Regions from separate parts of the Mus musculus genome. Here region 1 is linked to region 2. The links are chromatin loops, found by intact Hi-C in ENCODE. Cell type or tissue: gastrocnemius. All regions are shown on one strand.

The links. A loop is a pair of places that touch in the nucleus more often than their neighbours do. Peaks named below come from ENCODE experiments on the same cell type or tissue, not always from the same donor. Only the 100,000 strongest peaks of a DNase experiment are listed, where the experiment ranks them.
Region 1: a loop joins it to region 2, with 3 times the contacts of the local background. A loop is called at or near these places in 27 of 42 quality-filtered maps.

What each region holds. Positions count from the first base shown.
Region 1 is chrX:139,774,788-139,782,787 of GRCm38, forward strand. Ripply1 (ripply transcriptional repressor 1) reads right to left here and starts at 7,566. Exons shown (of 4, transcript NM_001037915.2): 1 at 7,361-7,566; 2 at 6,326-6,401; 3 at 5,704-5,768; 4 at 4,894-5,225. The coding sequence starts at 7,524. The coding sequence ends at 4,925. In gastrocnemius, no CTCF peak of the experiment used is centred here; DNase peaks (open chromatin) are centred at 347, 4,815 and 7,435.
Region 2 is chrX:139,829,099-139,837,098 of GRCm38, forward strand. It overlaps Morc4 (microrchidia 4), which reads right to left. Exons shown (of 17, transcript NM_001193309.1): 12 at 7,387-7,455; 13 at 6,838-6,889; 14 at 5,312-5,484. Among named protein-coding and RNA genes, the nearest start is that of Cldn2, 32 kb to the left of the region's middle. In gastrocnemius, a CTCF peak has its summit at 3,597 (motif pointing left); a DNase peak (open chromatin) is centred at 3,598.

The sequences.
Region 1 (8,000 bases), 54 kb before region 2:
CCACTGGGGAACTACTGGCCAGGCCACTCCACTTCTCTGAGTCACATGCATGTATGCGTGAGGAAAAGCTCACCCACTCTGCGGGGCTTTGGTGAGACACTTTCTCAGCAGAGTGGGGAGAGTAGAGAGCACTGCATTTGCCATCTAGGGAGTGCTCAGCAGTGGGTAGTTCCGTGTGAAGTCCGTGCCCCGCTGAAACATGGTCTGGGCAGATGAGGCCTGGCTCCTTCTCAAGCACAGTGACACTGGGGTGATGATAAGCCTCCCTCACCTCTCTCGACAGTCCCCTGTCTCTGACAGCCCTGTGCCTTTAGCTGCAGTTCTTCTCTGTGCCCAGCAGCAGATCCCCAAAATCCCTTCTTCTGCGACTCCTTTCAGTGGCCTTCAGCTTTTCCTGGCTCCTGGCCCAGAGCTCACATCCTCTGACTCACTCCCCTCTAGGCAGAACTTAAACCTTTTCTTTTTGACCCTCCCACAGGACGATACCTTTGCCATACCCTGTTCATTTTCCCTCCTGGGCCACAGGGCTTCAGACCTCAGGGTCCCAACCCCTACTTTTCCCACTCCCCATCACTGTAAGCACGGGCGAGTGCAGTCACTTCAGTCATTGCTTAGTAGAAGGTATACACTTAGTATGTGTGTAACCGGGTAGAGACGATTTTATTACCTCTGAACCTCCCTTTCCTTATCTATTAAAAATAAGGGCAATAACAATAGTTGTTACACTTGGGAATGCTGTAAGGGTTAGCTGAGGTGACTCATATGAAGATGTGCCTAGGCTATCGGTTTTATCAAACCAATCAAAGTCTCAGCTACCCTAACTACCCGTCCCTCAGAGTTGCTGTATGACAGTTTCATGTCAAGTCTCCAAGCCTGCTGCTTAGTAACACTTCAAGAACTCTCTGTGGTTCTGCCATGTCTCGCAGACATTCTACCCCCTGTGTGTGCTCTTCAGGGTCCAATTCAGTGGCATCACCAACCACCCACACACCCTTGACTGGACATTTGTCCCTTTTCCTCCCGAGACACTGGGAGTAAAAACTGGGGTCTTGAGGCTGGAGATATGGCTTAGTAATTGAGAGCACTGGCTCTTCTTCTAAAGGATCCAGGTTTGATTCCCTGAACACACACACAATGACTCACTACTGTCACTCTGAATCCAGGGGAATCTATGAATCTGCCAGCCTTTTCAGGCACTGTTTTAGCGTAGTGTATTGATACAATGGCAGGTCAAAACTCATAGATAGTCATTGTTGGCGGTTTCTTATTAAATTTTTTCACATTATATATTTTGCTCATGTTCTTTCTCCTCTCTCAACTCCTCCCAGATCTTCCTCCCATCCCTACCTGTTTTCTTTTTTTAACATGGAAACCTTACTTAATGGTTTGATCTCTCTGAACCCTAGCACTTAGTGCACCGATGTCCATATTTCAAATACAGCCTCACTGTCATCGGATGTTGTGATCATATAGGAAACAGTCCATGCTGGGGCGATAGATGGTGGATGGAGGACTAGGGCGGAACAAGTGGGAGGAGCTAGCAAGTGTCTGGGTCTTATGAAGATATTTTCTCCACAATCTACGGCACGGCACTGCAGTTGTTATGAGGTAGGGCTCACTGGCTGTGCCTAATTAGAACAGAATATTCCAATCACTAAGCAACCGTGCAGGGGAGGAGGATTGGAAGCCATTTCAGGACACAAGGCTGGGAGGAACATAAGACAAAATGTCAGCCCACTAACAGCATGTGAGCAATGGGGAGGAGGGTGAGCCGTGCTCCCTGGAGTAGGGAATTACTACTCCAAGGGTTTTAGGGTCTCTAAACCCATGAGGATTTATGGGTTCATAATTCTAAGCTATATAATACTTTAAAACCAAGGATATTGGGATTCCAAGGGCTTTAAATCCTTATAGCCTACAGTAGAAGAAGAACTTGAGCAAATTATTAAATGCTCAGAGCTTAGGACCCGAAAACAAGGATTTTTAGATGAAACACAGGACATGTTAAAATACTAATTAATCCCCCTTCAGTTTCAAACCATTCTTGACGTTACCCTTGGGACAGTGTTTCCAAAGTCTTCCCCCACAGTCTGGGGATCCTTGAAGGGATTTCCAAGAGAGGATGGCATGGCGAGAGCTCACTTACTGGAAAGAGTAAAAGGGGGATTCTGCCCACCCCCTTCCCCCCACAGTTCAGTTTTTTTGTTTCCTGGGGCAGCTATACTTTTAGCTGACTTACTTGTTAGATTTCCACATTCAATTCAGAAGAAAAGTTTTCCTGCTAAAGCAGGTCAAGTTTCAAAACCTCTGTCCTAGGACAAAGGGACATCAAGTCTAGGTACCATTTGAATGTAGAGAGGCCCAGCAAGCCACAGAAGGCCTCTTTTGTCGTTTACTTGTTTATCAACACTGTAACCTTTTCTTTGACTTGTAAACCATCAAATGATGACAAAGATTAACCAGAGAGGCCCCAGACATACTCATTAGTTAAATAAATCAGGCATGATCACACTCAAGCCTGCAAGTGCATTTCTTTTCTACTATCAAGAATTCCTAGTTCAGATGTTAACACAACGGTGACTGCCGTCCTGTGAGCAGCAGTTGTCCCTACGTGCCAGGGCCTGTGCTGTTTTCTTTATTCCATCTCACTGAATCAGCACAGCCTCCCTGACAGCAACTGTCACCAGTATCCTCATGAGAGGGATAAAGAAACTAAAGCTCTGGGTGGATAAGTAACTCACCCAAGGTCATGCAGCTGGCTCCTGGGAGATTCCATTTCCCTTACAGAAGAAGCAGGATGAACTGAAGGAATTTAAAGAGGTCAAAGGTCAATTGCCTGATAGCCTTCTTCCCAGACAAATAACTGATAGATGGCCCCAGCGCCTGAGTTTGATGGCCTACTCCAGCATATCCATCCCTTTTAGGGAAGTCTCTGCTAGGGCTCAGAGCTGGAGTAACAGGGAAGGGAAAGGAAAAGGAAAAGAGCCACTATTTTGCTTTTTAATAAGATGCTGTTAGCACATCTCCTCCATGCTTAAGTGAGCGGGCTAGTGGGTCAGTGCCTCTCCCAAGAGCCACTTTGAGAACACCAGAGGATTTTTTTTCCTTTATGATTTTCTGAGCCTTCTTTTGAGCAGCATGCTAGGCTAGGAAGTTGCATGGGATATCAAATATAGGGAAGAAGGGACAGATGCTATCATAGATGAGACAGTGGGTGTGTGGGGTTATCCAGCCTGGAGACGTTCCCCATAGAAGGATAGTGTGAGGTACTTCTATTGAATGAATGTGAGTTTAAAGGGCCTGTAAGAGTGGAAAGCCATAGCAGGCAGGCAGGCATTGAAAGCCACAGAGGAGGTAGAACGTGTGCTACATTTAAGAGCAAGGAAAACAAGTTGTAAGGGTAGGGAGATGAATCTGAAAAGACCAGCAGAAATTGATGACCAGCAGCAGGCACTGTGGTATACACCTGTAGTCCTAGCGAGAGCTAAGGCAGGAGGATTGCTGTGAGTCTGTGTCCAGCCTGGGCTGCATAGTGCCAGAACAACGGGGGCTATGAAACAAGACTATGTCTGAAAAAAATAAAATAAAATAAAATAAAATAAAATAAAATAAAATAAAAGCTGCAAACATCAAAGCAGATGACTAAGAAAGCCAGAATAGCACAGTAATGGTGTGATCTGTGAAGGTATAGCACTGGATGGCTGTATCCAAGCAAGCAGGTGCTTTCCTAAGGAAAGAAGTCAGAGTGCCTCGTGGTAATGTGACACACCCCTTTCAAGAAAGAACAAAGCATAAGCCATATGTCTAGTTGTTGGTGAGGCAAGGCCATGACCTTATTTGGTGTCCAGTGTGTAGACCACTTGTGAAGCCAAGTGCTGCGAGTTATGACCAAGTGTTGACAAATAATTGGGACAGGAGTTCACAGAGCTGGAGGTACAATAGATACTGAGGGAACCGAAGAGATCCAACTGACAGGAGTGATTGGGTATTTAGGTGTCCCTCCTCACATCAAACAGCAGCCCCCAAGGGTTAAAGGACAAAACACATTTCACTCTTACCCAAGTCTACATTCTCTACCCGTAACTCTCAAGCTGTGCTGTTGTGTGGGGGTGCTTGTGGGGGTGTTTTTTCCTTCCTTTTCTAAGCTGCCCTTGAAGTTTAATCAAGCCTGATTTCACAAGTAAACAGAGAGGGCCTGGTCAAGAGGCTCTGACCCCAGCGTTACATTCTCAGAGGAGAAAAATCTGTCAGCTGACCAGAGGTAGAGGTAGAGCAATGAGTTGGCCTTGGGTTGGTCTCTGACCCTCCACCTATGGCTTCACAACATGGGCAGAGTTCAGTTAAGAAATCAGCACAATTCCAAGAAAAAGGCAAACATCATTCCATTTATTTATCTCCTGACTCATCTTAGGCCAATACTCAGACTAACTGAATAGCAGGCAAAGTGGGATGCAGGTTCCCAGATAAGCAGATTCTTCAGGTTCCTTTTCCCTTCCCTTCCCTTCCCTTCTGATCCCTTCCCTACCCTACCGTTCCCTACCCTACCCTTCCCTTCTCTTTCCTTCCCTTCCTTCCCTCCAGGTGCCTTAACATTGCTTGGAACTGGTGTTGGTGTCTTTGAAAACTCAAAAGGCCCAGAGGAGTGACTGTGCTCTTCTATAAGGGCATCCTTCCTGCTCTACTTCATGAGGGCTTCAGAAATCAAGCCTCCCTATTCCCTCCCAGGCCTGAAGAACCTCCTACTGTTGGCACAAGAGCAGCCCAGACGAGAGCATGCCAGAGGCCTAGACTTGCAGGCCAATCAGGAAAGCCAGGGGGGAGCTAGACAGCCTGAGGACACTGGTTTCAATCCAGAAAAGCTGTGTCTGGAGACTCTTTGCGAATCGATGCCCTTGGAAACGTGCCAAGTATATCTGGGATTGCTTCAATTTGGACAGGCCGAGTGTGGGTCAGGGGAATGAGCTGTGGCCTTATGTGTTGTGGCCTCTGATACCCCCATACACACTTCTGGTTCATTCTCATTGACATCTTTGTCTTCATCTTCCTCTTCTTCTTCATCATCTTCCTCCTCCTCCTCCTCCTCCTCCTCCTCCTTGTCTTCCTCATTGTCTGCACTGTCAGAATCCTCATATAAATTGATGGTGGCCTGGACAGGGAAGTTGTTTAGTAATATCTCCCCAGCACTGTAGAGGTAGTCAAAGGAGTGGGACTTGGGCCAGTAGAGCCTGTGGACAGAGAAGAAACAGGGCACCTACCTTAGGCAAATCTCAAATGCAGAAGGGCCAGTAGGGCCAAGAAAGAAGCCCAAGCCAGTCACCAGCTGCAGTGAAAGGCTGAGAGGGAAGAAGGAGCTTTAGCAGAGAACCTTTACAACTGCTACAAAATGGTTCCCGGAAGGGACATCACCTCTGACAGGCCTACCACTGTGGTACAGTGAGTCACCCCAGAGCCTCACAACTCTAGTGCCAGCCTCACTAACAGTTCCGTCATTCCAGTGCCTCTTTTCCTACTAAGGGATCTTTCATTGGTTGGAATCACAGGATTTCGTTCTGAGAGCTCAGGGACAGGGAGGGCCTCAGGGGCAAGTCACTTTGGCCTATTAAGTCGCATGGCCTCTTTCCTCCTGCATCATGGCCTTGTCATGAGCGTATGCAGTGCTTGTGGCTATTTGTCATAGTCTGAACTTGAACGCCAGAAGCTTACCTGACCGGGTGATGGAAGTCAGAGTCAGTCTTGGCAGCCTCAGCCGCTGTCGCCCTATTATCAGCCTGTCCAAAGCAAAAGCGAGCATGTGGCTTAACTGCCTCTCCCATAGAAAAGTCAGAAACCTGCAGGTTCTGACAATCTCCATGCTTTAGGCATGCCTTGGGATCCAGCCACCTCCCAGCCCTGCCCTACAGCAAGGGGTCTGTCTTCGAGCTGGTTGAAAACAAGTCCTGGGGGAGTGTTTTCTTTCAGTGCCCATTTGGAGGCGATACAGGGGGCAGAGTTCTCTTAGAGGACAAAACATTCAGGGAGAAGAGTAAGTAAGCTCTGAGGCAAGGCACCAAGGGACCTGAATCCCAGCACCAGCTCCATACATAATACACTGACTGCGAGTCCAGCCCAGGTCCCTTACCCACGCTATGCTTTGATCTCCTAGTCTCATTTGTCATGGAAGCTTTGGTCCTGCCTTCCTCCTAGAGCTACTGTGGGGATGAAATGTTAGCAGAGTTGGCAAAATGCCTTCCCAGATTGTCCATCCTGGGACTGGGGTCAGGGGATTTCTGAGAAGGGACATGGCTGTAAGTGTCTGTGCAAACATGTCACAGGGCATCAAACTCACCCAGTCCACCAGACTCCTCGCCTGCCTTGGCTGGTCGTTTATAGAGGACAGCCAGGGTCTCCAAAGATAAGCTGCCCTGTGACAAAGAGATAAATTGGTACAAGATGTAAACACAGGCTTCCTCTGAAGGTTTGACTCACAAGCCATGTGCTCCAGGACTCCTCTGGTTCCCTGACAACTGAGCCAAGTCTGGGACAGATACCCTTCCTCTCTGCTCCAACAATGTCATCGCTGCTCTTACCCCACTGCTTTGTCATTGTCTGATGGAGCCCTTCTAAGATGAAAGATATGTATGGGCACATTTGCCCCTAGCCAAGCCCTAGTACATTACCTTGTGCAAGGAGTGGCTTGAGCAAATGTTGATTGAATGTGAACATGAAATGTTTGGAAGAAGAGAATGCCTGCTGTATAGGGAGGATCTATCTTACTGCCAGCTTCTGATATCAAAGAATTGAGAACAGAACCCTGCCATCTTCCTAATTAGAGAAATGGTTTCGAATACTCCTGGGCCTGTTGCTTCTCCTCTAGACTCTCAGAGACAAGGAAAAGGAAACGTGGCATGCTCAGGACAGAGGCAGCAACCCCCCCCCCCAACAAAAGGCCTCTTCAGACTTTGGCCCTGTCACTCTATGTTACCTGCTACCATCTGGGTCCCATAGTCCAGGTTGCGTTAAGCCTAGCTTCCACAGTAGCCTCTCCTGTTCCCTCAGTGAATTGTATGGACTCCCTATGAAGCTCAGGCTACTTGGCTTCCAGCTTTGGCAATGTTCTCTCTCTCTCTCTCTCTCTCTCTTTCTCTCTCTCTCTCTCTCTCTCTCTCTCTCTCTCTCTCTCTCTCTCTCAGCGCCCTTCCCCGTCACCTGGAATGATACGTGAGGCAAACTATTTCCAGCCAAAGGTATAGAAGAAGGGCTGAGGCTCTCTGTTGTCTCTCCCCTTCAAAGAGAACCAGACACCACCATGGGCGTCACACCTTCTCCTGCCCGCAGCTCCCTAAGCCTGGGTTCAGACTGTCAAAGGCTAAGTTGCACTTACCGTTCATTCCTAGCACCTTCTTGTCCATTGATTTGTGCTAGGGCAGGGGCTTGGGCCAAGGCCTGGCCAGGGAGGGCAGCAGCAGGGTCAGCAGCAGGGTCAGCAGCTGGGGCAGCAGCAGGGGCAGCAGGAGGGGCAGCAGCAGGAGAGGCAGCGGGGTCCATCCTTGGGACACCAAGCCAGACAGCTCTTCCAGTTCTCAGAACCTTCAGCACTCTTTTGGCTTTTCCCCTAGAGACCCTTTTATAAGCCCTGCCTTGACTCATCAATTATTCAGGCAATGCAAGGATGGGGGATGAGGGATGCTGGTAAAGATCTAGGGAGGGGGATCTTGGAGAGAGAGCTGTGTTCTTGGGTGTGAAATCTCTCCCAGTTGAGTAAACAGGGTCTGGGGAGGAGGTGAGGGGTCTGCTACAGCTCCAAGTCAGTAAGGAAAATAAAGAAGGGATAAATCTCACACCATTTGTGTGAATTCCCCAGGCAGGATCAGGACCCAAGGTGGGAAGGAGGGGCTCTCATTAGTACCCAAAGGCAGCCAGGCTTGTCTGGGACAGAAGGCTGAATACAAGAGCCTTTAGCAAAGCTGGTTCCCAGTGAGAAAAGAAGAGTGACAGACTCACCAGCTCTTTCAGCTCAAATC
Region 2 (8,000 bases):
GAGAGAACCAACTCCCACGAGTTCTCCTCTGACTGCCGTACCTATGCTGTAGCACATGCATGTGTGCACACAGACTTACGTGTGCAAAATAAGTAACTAGCTGTAAAAAGAAGAGTTAAAATTATCATCTGCTAGACTTGTAAATTTGTACAGCTTTGGTATACTTGGAAATAAAATGATCTCATTTTGGAGAGTTTGTTTGTTGTTTTTTTTTCCTGATACTGGAAATATTTTATCTTTTTAACATCTATTTCATATTGCTATTAACAGAATAGAATACCAGAGCTGGGTAACTTCTAAGGAAAGAGGTAATGATTTTGGTTCGCAGTTCTGAATGCTGATCTCCTTGGCTTCTGGAGAAAGTCTCACTACAGCCTCACTCATGGAAGAAGGGAGAGGAGCACTCAGAAGGCAGAGACCTTCACAATGGAAGGTCCAATAGCTCTAAATGATCTGATGAATACTGTTACACAGACAATTACATGTCAACATACGTTTTACTGGGGGCCAACCATATCCTAGTCATAGTACCATCCCATCACCTTCTGATCTTCATTTTTTAATGAGAAATTACCCATTAATCTGAATGCAATTTGCTAGTACAAGACTTATACTCTCTGCTTTAGAGATTTTCTTTCTCCCTTTGAGCTTCAGTATTTTTACTGTGACCTGACTGGCTGTCTATCTATGTTGAGTTTATTGTTCTTAAATGCCCAGGCTAACGCCATTCATCAAATCTGGGAAGATTTTAGCTATTATTTTAAAATACCGTTTCTACTCCCTCCGTCTCATCTTCACATAATACTATGCAGAGTTAGTGGACTTGTCTCTGAGGCTTTGTCAGGAATATGTGTGATTTTTATCTCCATTGTCACTTCTGTCTATGTTCTTCTGATTGAATAATCTATATTGGACTGTTCCATTTCGGTAATTCGTTACTCTTCTTAATTTTAATTGTGTTTTTGAGTCTTTTGAAGAAGTTTTCATGCCAGTACTTTTATTTACAGAATTTTGATTTGGTTATTTTTCCATTATTTTATTGTTATTTTGTGCTTGATAAAACACTGTCTCCATATATGCCTTAATATTTCATCCATAATTTTCTTTAGGTCTTTGAACATATTATTAGTGGTTGCTTTGGACTCTGTCAGACTAAACACCGAGGTATCTTCAAGAGCAGTTTCAATGGCCTATTTTTCCTTCCTATGTATAGTTATGCTTTCATATTTCCTTGCATATCTCCTAATTTGTTCTTGACACCTAAACATTTTAGCAAACATAGTATAAAAATTCTGGACACTGATTCTCCCTGTCTTGGGCTCTATATTGTCATTCCTTGCATACTTTTACTAAATGTTTATTGTATTTTGTTTTTTATGTCTGAATGCATGTGTATTCTATGACATACATGTGGAAGTCAGAGAAAAACTTGTGGGATCTGGCTCTCTCCTTCTTTCATGCGTGTCTCATGGATTGAACTCACACCACCTAGGGCTCACCCCGGTCCATCATAGCCCACTCATCAGTTACTGGTCAGAGTTTGTGATTTAGTGCCCCTCTCCAGTTAGCTTTTTACCCTTTTATACTGTATTTGCTTGTGACTCGGAGGCTGCCACCAAAATGTAAGGAGTTTGTTTCTGAAACATCCACTTTGTAATTGCTTAGATTCTCCCTTTTTAGTGAACTCCAAGAGAGCAGAGACTCAAACATACATACGTACATACATACATACATAGTCCAAACTGTCAGGGATGTGTGTCATTTTTATCTTAAAGCCTGGCTTCTTAGGAACTGTCACTGGATAAGAGCATTATTTGGCCAGTGATTGGTGGTCATAGTATTAAATCTATGCCACTGGGGTTGCTACCTGTTGTTGTTTTCTCTGAATGTGGCTTGGGTATTGGTTTTCCAGTTCACCTGATGTCCACCTATTCTGTTTGTTTCTTAGTGGGCGCTGGTTTGTGCTTACGCATAGTCTTGCTGACACCTAGAATCAACTGCCATCTCATAAAAACTTTTCTTAATTGTCTCTCTCGGATTCCATTACCAAATGTCTGAATGTCCAGCTACTTTATGTCTGTAAGCTGTATTATGAAATTATAAGTAACATCTTAATGATCATCTATCATAATCTATTTTATTTCTGGCAGTGTCCTTAGGCATCAACTTCTTGATATTTTGTTGTAGATAGTCAGTTCCTTTAGGTAGAGGCACCTTAAGTTCAACCGTAAGGCTTGCCTTATGCAAAAAGTGGAAGTAGAGACAAGAGCCTATTTCTTCCATAGTCACTGCATTATGAATGAGGATTGGAGTCTTTCTGGACTTGTTCTGCCTAGAATGATCCTTTGATCTATGAGCAATCTCAAGCTGGTCCAATGAAAGCCTAGTTTTGTCAGCGTGCTATGCCAGAGTGAGTGCCTCTACCCTGCAAGTGGGAGAAGAGAGAGCCAGTCCTTTTGGTTCTACCTAAATATACCTTCCACAAGACAAAGCTGGGGGAGATGAGAGCAGTCCGAAGCATGCTCCTCCCAAACAAAACCAGTATTCCTAGGCAACAGAGGCACCCTTTAAGCATTATTTTAAAATACAAACTCATCAACTTTCAGCATAATTCATTCAAAATATATAAAGAAACCACAAGCATTGCTTCTTTCCTTTGCTGATGCACTTATGGCTATTTTAGACCTTAGTTTGCACTATTTGTAAGGGAACTTGCATGCACTGGAGAGATTTGCATTGAACACTGACTGCTCCATCATCTTGGATCCCATTACTACCCTAAAAGAAAACCTTTCATAGAGCACCCAAATTTACGCAGAATGAATGGACTGAAGTGATTCGCCTTCTCTAACAGAAACAAGCTGTCTTTCCATAGAAGGTTATGACTTAAAGCTTACATCCTGCCTGAATCTATTGTATTGTGATTCCTCTTCTCCCCTTGTTAGATGTTCGAGACTCATAAAGTCATTTCTACTGGCCTTCACGGAGGCTCCTTCCAACCTGCCCCAGGTATGACTTCTTAAAGGGCTCCTGAACAGACCAGGTTTTATTTGGTACAGTTAATAAGCAGGGCTACATAACTCAAAGACTCTTGCTATGCTATAGGCTTTGACAACAAAGGAAAGCTTTGTAACTCTTGATTAAACTATTATTTCATCAATATTCTTTTATCAGAAACTATATATTTTATTAAACCTGTGAGCACCTCCATTTTCCACTTACAAATGAAAAAACCTGCTAATAATAATTGTAAAAGACAGCATTTTGGTATGTTTTACAGGCTGGTCTCCAACCTTTGGACTCAGCAGAACTTCAGGCTTTAGTCTAAGTAGCTGGAAATGCCTCAACAAATTTGAATAGTACTATACATGCAGCCTGAAATGATGTAATTATTATTTGCTAATCTTACATACCATATACTACTACCAGCATCAGGTATCACTTAACCCTTGAAAGAATTTTACTCTCAACCAATTAGAATTTCGCATAAATTTTCAAAGCACTTGGCTTGCCCTCTTACAGCTTAAGCCTTATACATTCCACAGTGACTCATACAAAAACTCCAATAAAAAGCTGATGAGGTGTGCCACCCAGTGGGCGTAGTGTGGTACTGCACGCACAAAGTATGCTATCTCCCTACAAATGCAGACAGAAAAGGGAACGTGATCATTAAAGTGTAAGGAGACAAGAGAGCCAGAAGAACGGGAGGCCAAAGTAACATTGTGCTTCCAAATCAAAATCATTCCCTGTGTGCCCCTTTAAACCTCCAATGGCCATTGAAAATCTATTGATAGCCAGAGGGTAAAGTTAGGATCAAACTACAGAGACAAGGTCGACTATAGGCTTTTTACTCCTTGCTACAAACTTCAGTTTTCTAAGCTGCTCTTTAAATCTGGCTACTGCTTACTGAGCACGGATCTACATGCTTTCATAGAGGGCGCCATTAACTTCTTTTAAGAGTCTCAATAGTTTGACTCCTACAAATGTATCTTCTCTTGAAGCCATCTGCTCGTGTTCATGAGGATCTAAATGTCCCTCTATTGTTCACAGGGTTTAATTATTTAAAAATTGAAGTACAGGGGACTCGCACACCTGTACAATTCTTTGTTTATAAGAGGCTGAAGACTTACCTAAGAAGAACCAGACAAGGAAAGGATCAATTATCACTGGAGGAAGGGGTTAACGGACCCTATGCAATAGTCTATGGCCTCTATGTCAAGAAAAGGGCACTGAGAAACTCACACCTATTATCAAAGAATCGTGCTAATGATCACTTTAGACGTTTCTACCTTTTAGAGCAATCCTGTGCCTACTCTGCAGTTCAGTCTACCAGAATGAAAACAGTAGGGAAGAGAAAGGCAAGGCATGCCACTTAGGCGTACTGTGTTCATTTCTAGTGGCAATATGATGGCTGTCATGTCTTTTAGTACCTCAGAGACACCTAATACCTACAAAAATAAATAGCCATGCCCCTTCCTAGGATATATGGACTAACAACATTGATGACAAGGTAAGAGATGAAAGGAGAGAAGAAAAAAAAAACACCAAGTTTTCTTTTTTTTTTTTCCAGATAGGATCTCACTGTGAAAACTTGGCTGGCCTGGAATTCACTATGTAGACAAGGCTAGTCTCAAACTAGCCTTGTGCCTCCTGGGTGGTGAGATTAAAGACTTGTTCCACAGGAACAAACCTTCTGTGATCATTTTTTTTCCTAGGAAACAGTGATCTTTTACTTAATAGGACACATTTCTACTAGTTGATTTTACAGAGGGCCAGCATAGCCCAGGCTTGTGAATACTTGGTATACTTTAGTATTCATAAATTTAAGTATAGGAACAATGGGTTTCTACACAGCACTACCTCATTTATATAACACTATATTTTTCAGAGTTGACCTGCCCCATCACTTCATTTGCTCAACAACCCACATGACATGAACAGTTCCGAAGTCAATGATCACTTTAAAAATATATAGGCTTGATATTGCACTTGTAAACTAGGAGGTGCGTGCAAGACACAATTCTATCAGTCCCAAGCTATATTTCCATTAGTGAACGTCATGTGTTAAAGGAAAATGTAAACTTACCTGGCATGGTGCTACATGCCTTTAATGTTAACACTTGGAAGGCAGAGAGAAGTGGATCTCTTTGTAAGTATGAGTTCAGGCACACACATACACACACACACACACACACACACACACAAAATGCATATATACTATATACATAAAATATATAGGACATATTAAATTGCTCTATAGGAAAACAGATCCCATGGCTTACTATTGATAACAAGTAATGGTTTTAGTCACCTGGAAATCTGAAAAGCACTGGAATCCAGAGACTTAAGCCGAGGGGGTGATCTGCTTTCTTCTCTAACAGACGGAAGCAGGCTGGGGCTATTGATTTGCTCATATCCAATTGTCTTGTCATTTAGTTCAGCCATATCTTGTAGAGGAGGAGTCTTTGGTGGATTACTGAAGACCTAGCAAGAAAGAAATAGTTCATAAAAATCCCAAGTTTGAACGAAATCCCAAAAGATGTGTCAATTCTTCTGATGCTAGGAAGGAATGCTTGGCCAAATCAAAAGAAACTGTTTCCTAAACAGAACAAACAGTCCACAGTAATGTACACTAGAACACTGGACCCAAACACAGTCAGTCACTAACCTTATCAGCTAGATACAACAGACTGCGAGCGAGCGAGCGAGCGAGTGAGCGAGCGATTCTTGGATTGGTTACTAGACCTATTCCACCCACGACACAAACCCAAGCCCCAGTCGCTGTCTATTTTGCTCTTGTGACCCAGGTGAAGGCTGGGTCTTCATCCTTTCGAGCTCTGTGTTGAAAATATGGGTAGAAAGGAAGAGCACTGCAGCAAGTATCTGCTGGTTTAGGAGAGACGCATGCCAGAGGCTACCACATGTTCACAGTGCACACAACAGAGACATGCTCCTGGGATCTTGTAGGAGAGCCAGCATACGAAGAAAATATAAATAATTAGGGTAGAAGAATAAAGGGAAGGCAAACTGAATGAGGACAGGGCAGTCCTGGAAAACCCAATCTCTGTATAGACATAGACTATGTAAAGTGATTTCTCTCATATGCCTCAGCGTGAGCAGGGTACATGAAGGAGCATTAGTGTTCAACTGCCTCTCTCCTCACTAGTATGACCTGCCCAACTCGGGAAGGAAGTGAATCTAACATGCGACTAGCAGATCTCTAGGAAATAGGGTCAAGAGGGAAATCATGCAGAAAGGCAAGGAGGGGTGGGAGAAATATATGGGTGCTATGGTGGCTGCCAGGAAAGGAGTGTCCCTCAAAGGACGGCCAACCTTATTGCACCCTTCAGCGTCCGGAGCTGGGCAACCATGTCCGAGAGACAGTGCTCCTGAAAATTCAAAACAGCAGAGTCTTTATAAAGCCAGCCAGCCTGAAAGCAGGGATGAGGGGGGCGGGGAGGCACAAAGAACCAACCCTTCTTCCCAAGAGAAAAGAGGAAGGAATGATCCCTGAATCCCAAAAGAAAAGGAGACAGGAGAACCAGACAGTCAAGAGGAGCAGCTTATGAAGATGGCACACAACTGTTATGTGACACCAAATGTGTCCTTCCCACTTCCCCGAATCGATATATACGAATCCAAATCTGGAAAATAAATGACATGACTCTTCTGTTTTAAGTGATCCCAACATCAACAACAGAAGATCGGCACAAACCCCAAACGATCCAATCAACTGAGCCTGAGGAGAATCCCTCAGCATTGCTAGGCAGTGTTCTTCAACCTAAATCTTCTGTCGGGGAAAACTGTGTGAGAAGAAGACATGGCCCTGTCTCTCACCTGGTACTTGTCACTTTCCATCGGCTTCTGCTTCTTCTCAGCAGCCTCGACTCTAGAAGATAAAAGTGCTCTTTAGATATTGGAGGCCAAGGGGGAGGATGGAAAGCTCAAGGCCAGCCTGGTCTATAGAGTGGGTTGACAGCTCAGTCTAAGCTAGGGACTGAGACTCTGTCTCAAAATGAGGTGCTACTTAGTTCACTCCTGAAGTTCACTGAGAAACTGAGGTCATATTCCTGAATTATGCTACTGGAGAGTTTTCAAATTCTCATTCTGTTCTCTTCTGTTCTCTCTCTCTCTCTCTCTCTCTCTCTCTCTCTCTCTCTCTCTCATCACTTACTGGTGTGTGTGTGTGTGTGTGTGTGTGTGTGTGTGTGTGTGTGTGTAACAGGGAAAAGAACGGACTAATGATAAGTTAAGGCATTCTGGATTATGTGACAGAAGGAAGAGCTGGCAGAACATACAGATGAGGAGGGTCAATCCCTTGTCTTATTTCAGGGAATGTGGTCCCCTCCCTCTGGGATGGAGAACACCGCCCCGTGTATACTCAACTGTTGCTTAGCCTTGCTCCGGTGTAAGTCTTCATCAATACGTTCTTGTTCTTCTGGAACAGAGCATCTCCTGTAGCATAGTGAGGAAATTATCGTTTGGAACTAAAACATGGCCCTAGGTTTTACTCTTTACTTCCCTTATGACTATTACAGAGCAGCTTAACCATTGTGTAAAGTTCTACACTTTGGATCCCGTTCACACTATAAAAGTTGGTTGTATGTATAGCACAGAGAAGGGAATCCCAGAAGGAAAAAAAATCAAAACTGCAAAACTGAAAAACTGAAAAACTGAAAAAAAAAAAAGTACTCAGTGGCCACAAGTAGACCTGAGAAAATGACAAACAAGAACAAATACTGATTGGGGGGTGTACTGTATTCACTTTCCAAGGGAGTAAAATGGCTTAGAAAGCTCCCTTCTGGATAAGCGGAAACAGAGAAAAGACAACACAGGCAAAGAAAGAAAACGTTCAACAAGGAACTTCTTCTAGTCCATCCCATAACCTGACCACACAGCCTCACTTCCTCTGCCTAGAAAGAGCTTAGGCACACGTGGAGACTATGAGGGGCACTTCCAAATCAGACCTAGCCTTCATTCATTTACTTTCTTCCATTTTG